Linked DNA regions of Homo sapiens: region 2 is linked to region 1. A link is an interaction called in ENCODE POLR2A ChIA-PET data of the cell type or tissue named here. Cell type or tissue: Panc1. All regions are shown on one strand.

What was found. ChIA-PET counts read pairs that join two places held together with the same protein. Peaks named below come from ENCODE experiments on the same cell type or tissue, not always from the same donor. Only the 100,000 strongest peaks of a DNase experiment are listed, where the experiment ranks them.
Region 2: POLR2A ChIA-PET joins it to region 1 with 5 read pairs; 2 of 35 experiments call an interaction of 5 or more read pairs at or near these places.

The regions. Positions count from the first base shown.
Region 1 is chr11:68,559,813-68,562,312 of GRCh38, forward strand. All of the region lies in intron 8 of PPP6R3 (protein phosphatase 6 regulatory subunit 3), which reads left to right. Among named protein-coding and RNA genes, the nearest start is that of PPP6R3, 100 kb to the left of the region's middle. In Panc1, no CTCF peak of the experiment used is centred here; no DNase peak of the experiment used is centred here.
Region 2 is chr11:68,683,898-68,686,397 of GRCh38, forward strand. It overlaps GAL (galanin and GMAP prepropeptide), which reads left to right and starts at 647. Exons shown (of 6, transcript NM_015973.5): 1 at 647-835; 2 at 1,027-1,107; 3 at 1,697-1,751. The coding sequence starts at 1,027. All of the region lies in intron 2 of LOC107984343 (a long non-coding RNA gene), which reads right to left. RefSeq lists enhancers at 1-41, 718-1,393. In Panc1, no CTCF peak of the experiment used is centred here; no DNase peak of the experiment used is centred here; H3K4me3 peaks cover 656 bases; H3K27me3 peaks cover 425 bases.

The sequences.
Region 1 (2,500 bases):
TACCCTCTTCCCACCCCAGCGGTACGGTGCCCTCTTCCCACCCCAGCGGTACGGTGCCCTCTTCCCACCCCAGCGGTACGGTGCCCTCTTCCCACCCCAGCGGTACGGTGCCCTCTTCTCACCCCAGCGGTACGGTGCCCTCTTCCCACCCCAGCGGTACGGTGCCCTCTTCCCACCCCAGCAGTACAGTACCCTCTTGCTACTCATGCTACAAGGCCATCATTGCATTATGGAATGCTGTTAAAGCAGTAGAAGGAAATTTATAACATTAAGTGGTTATATTAGAAAAGAAGAAAGAATGTGTGTCAATGATTTAAGCTCCTACCTTACAAATTAAAGGTAAAGGCAGGACAAATTAAACCCAAGGCAAACAGAAGGAAAGAAATAATAAAATTCAGAGCAGAAGTCAGTGGACTTGAGATGAGAAAAATAATACAGAATATCAGTGAAGCCAAAAGCTCGTTCTTTGAAAAAATCAATAAAATTGATAAACTTCCATCCCAATTAGGAAAAAAGTAGAAAAGAGACAAATTACAAATAATAGGAATGACTGTGTGCTATGGACTTTAACACTGTTTCCTGTGGAGTTCAGATGAATAATAAGAGACTACTACAAACAATGCATTAAACAGATTCAGCAGTTTATATGTGATGGACAACTTCCTTAGAGGAAATAATTGCCAAAGATCACTCAAGAAGAAATAGGTAGCATGAGCAGCCCCATATCAGTTGAAGAAATTGAACTTATATTGAAAACCTTTAACAAAGAAAACTCCTGGCCTAGATAGGCTCAATTGGTGAAGTCTACCAAAGATGGAAGAACTCTGTCAGAATACAGTAGAGGGAACTCTTTCCAACTCATTTTATGTAGCCAGCATCACTTTGAAACTATAGTGAACTACACAAAATCATGGGAACAAAAGCTATATTTGTTCCTCTGTATCTGCTGAGGATTGGTTCTAGGACTCCCATGCATACCAAAATCTGCGGTTGCTCAAGTCTCGTATAAATGGCATAGTATTTGCATGTAACCTACACATATCCTCCTGTGTACTTTAAATCATCTCTGGTTTCCTTATACCTTTTTTTTTTTTTTTTTTTTAAGACAGAGTCTCGTTCTGTCACCCAGGCTGGAGTGCAGTGGTGCGATCTCGGCTCACTGCAAGCTCCGCCTCCTGGGTTCACACCATTCTCCTGCCTCAGTCTCCCGAGTAGCTGGGACTACAGGCGCCCGCCACTACGCCCAGCTAACTTTTTTTGTATTTTTTAGTAGAGACGGGGTTTCACCGTGGTCTCGATCTCCTGACCTTGTGATCCACCCCCCTCGGCCTCCCAAAGTGCTGGGATTACAGGCGTGAGCCACCACGCCCGGCCACTTATACCTTATACAATGTAAATGATATATGTTAAGCTGTTTCATTATTTTAAATAGTATTATTTTTTGTTTGGCATTTTTTTCCACCTTTTTTTAGAGATGCAGTCTCACTATGTTGCCCAGGCTGGCCTTGAACACCTGGGCTCTAATGATCCTTCCGCCTCAGCCTCTTAAGTCATTGGGACTAGGTGAACCACCTCGCCCAGCTTTCTCTGAATATTTTTGATTTCCAGTTAATTGAGTCAGTGGACATAGAACCTGTGGATACAGAGGGCCGACTGCAAGTAACAAAATGCCACAAGAGCTGAAATGTAAAATTCCTCAAGAAAATATGAGTGAATCAAGTCTAACAGTATATTGTAAGGATAATATATATCATAACAAAGTATGGTTTGTCTTGGGAATGCAAGGCTCATTCATCCTTCAAAATCTTCACATCAACAGACAGCAGATCTGATCACATCAGATCAATGAAGAAAAAACATATCATCATTTTGTTAAATTCCTTTATGATAAAACATCTCAGCAGATTAGTATTAGAAGGGAACTTGGATGAAAACTGATAAAGCCCTCTTTCATTTTATTTATATTTTTTGAGATAAGGCCTGCCATTCAGACTGGAGTGCAGTGGCACAATCATAGCTTACTATTGACTTGATCTCCTGGGCCTAAGTGATCTTCCCACTTTAGCCTCCTGAAGTAGCTAGGACTACAGGCACAAGCCATCATGTCCAGCCAAATTTTTTTTATGTTTTGTAGCGATGGAGTCTGTGTTGCTACATTCAGAGGGGAGGGGGCGATGTGAGACTGCATCTGTTTACAGATGACAGGATTGTCTTTGTAGAATATCCTAAAGAACATTAAAGAAAAAAAAAAACGCATACTCCTAGAACTAACAAATACATTTAGCAAGATTGCAAGTATGAAGTCAGCACTCAAAAGTTAATTGCATTTCTATGTACTAGGAATGAGCAATTGGAATTTGAAATTTTTTCGAAGTATTATTTTTTATAGCATAGAGAAAAGAAAATACTAAGATACAAACCTAACAAAATGTGTGCAAGGCTTAATGCCCCAAAACTATAGAATATTGATGAAATCAAAGATGACCTACATAAATGGAGA
Region 2 (2,500 bases), 120 kb after region 1:
GCACAGGGAGCCGGGAACGCCTGCCCTCCCCGCCATCGACGGCTCCCGAGGCCTGAACCTTCGCTCCAGCCCCAGCACAAGCCGGCCAGGGCGCAGGGCCAAGTGTTGCCCGCCATTCCCCGGGTACCCCATGACCTCCCAGCTGGGGCTGGCTCGGACTGAGGAGTCGTCCCTGCCCGTCACCCTCTGGGGTCTCCAGTGCTGCGGAGCTCAGCTGGCTTTTGCAGCGGTAGGGGCTGGGAGGAGAAGCTGCAGGGAGACCGCAGGCGTGGGACGTTGTGGGGGGTCAGGCTTGCTCTGGGGCTGGGACCCCGGGGGGAGCAGTGGGGTTGACGCCACAGCGATGACTTGGGCCACGGGTCTGGGGGCTCTCCCGCGGGGCGATTGGGCTCTGTCTTTCGGGATTAGGGTCTCTCCCACAGGGTTTGGGGTTCTCTCTGCAGATTTGGGGGAGTCTCTCCCGCGGGATGAGGGGGGGCTCTCCGCCGCACCCGCCTATGATGGCCCAGAGGACCCGAGCTCGGGTCACTCCCGTCGCCCTCGGGGCTCGGCGAGGGTGCAGGAGGCGGGCGCTGAGCCGGTGACGCGACTCCGGGCGGCTCCCGGGTGCGCCGCATATATAGCAGCGGCGGCGGTGGCGGCGGCCACACCGGGCGGCGGACACGTGGAGGGACCCGGCCCGCGCCTTCTGCCCCTGCTGCCGGCCGCGCCATGCGGTGAGCGCCCCAGGCCGCCAGAGCCCACCCGACCCGGCCCGACGCCCGGACCTGCCGCCCAGACCCGCCACCGCACCCGGACCCCGACGCTCCGAACCCGGGCGCAGCCGCAGCTCAAGGTACTACTGGCGCCGGGCCGACCCTGCGCCCCCGGGAGGCCTCCCCTTCGGCTTTCCTCTGCCCAGGGACGGTTCTGCCAGGGCCCTGGCCCGGCCGCCGCCTCTGCTCCTCCCCGCAGCCCCGGCACTCCTTGCCTCGGGGCGCAGCCCACTCCGGGTTCCGACCCGCCCGCCCTGTCCTTCCCTTCCAGATGGCCCGAGGCAGCGCCCTCCTGCTCGCCTCCCTCCTCCTCGCCGCGGCCCTTTCTGCCTCTGCGGGGCTCTGGTCGCCGGTAAGTGCGGGGCGCGTCTCCTCCGAGCGAAGGGGACATCAGAGCCGGCCGGGCGTGGAGGGCTTCCTGGAGGAGGCAGCCTCCGCCCTGCCCGCGGGGATGGGGGTGGAAAGTGGAAAGGCGGGCGCTGTCCTGGCTGCGGGCGTCGCGGGAAGGGTCCGGGGCTCCCTGGGATTCCCCCCGCGCGCTTCTCCGAGTGTATCAACAGCCCCGGGCTATAACCAGGCCGCCGGGAGAGCTCTGCGCTTCGGGTCAGCGCCTCGGGAAAGCGAGAAGCTCGCCCGTTCCGCAGGGCTTAGTTAGAATGGAGGGCTAGGAGCCACTGGCGTGGCCTCAGCGTCACTAAAGCAGGTGCAGTGCGCTGAGAGTGCGCGGGCTCAGGCCCTCAAGTGAAGTATTTCGTAAATAAAGTGGTTCCATTTTCATGTCAAATATAGCCGACTTAGGGGTAAACCTGGAATTTCGCGAGCTATCCAAAAGCACATGCATTGTTCTAAGTCCTCTGCCATGCCGGGAAAGCCTGGGTGCACCCATTCAGCATAGGCTCCAGGCACAGCCCTGGCATCTGATCCCCTTTTCTCCCTTCAAGGCCAAGGAAAAACGAGGCTGGACCCTGAACAGCGCGGGCTACCTGCTGGGCCCACGTAAGTGACTGACAGCATGGCCTCCCCACTCCTGACCCCACCTGCCCCTCGCTTTGAACCCTGGCTCCTGCCCCTCCGCCTGCGGCTGGGCAGACCCTCTGGCCTCCCTCTTGACCTCATTGCCCGTCTCCATTGCTCTGCACACTTGATCTGTGTACGGTTCTTTCCAGAAGCTTCTCCTGCCCCGGCTCTGCCGCCCTGTCCCGGGGTGAGATTCCCACCCTGGGCTTTGCTCAAGTTCTCCTGGGCTTTCCCGCCTTGCAGTCCTTACAGGCCCTGTTCTGGGCCTCTCCCCAGGCCCCCGGGTCTCCCAAAACACTCAACTCCTCGGCTTGCAGAGCACCCTAGGTCAGCGGACCCCAAATCCTGCCTCCCTCTTCCCTTTCTCCAAGCTCCACACGGGAATTGCCAGATCGCCTGAAGGCAGCCCAGACAGGCTCCCCTCAAAACAAGGTTCAGGTGACCCTGCCTGCCCAAGCCTGTGTCCCCTCCCTCTCCCTGTCCTGTTGTTGTCACCTGTGTCAGCGGTGTCCCCTGCTGCCTGAGGTGAGCCCTAGCCCTAGATGGGACACTGCAGGCTGACACCTCCCCGTGTCCGCCCCCGCCCCTGTCCCAGGCCTCTACTTTCTCCACATCCTTGGTCTGTGCAGCAATGCCTTCTGACTTTCCTCCAAAGGAGGGGACAAGAGGAGGCCTTGGTTCCCTCCTGTAACTCACCTTCCCCTCCACACCTCACCATCCACCTTAAA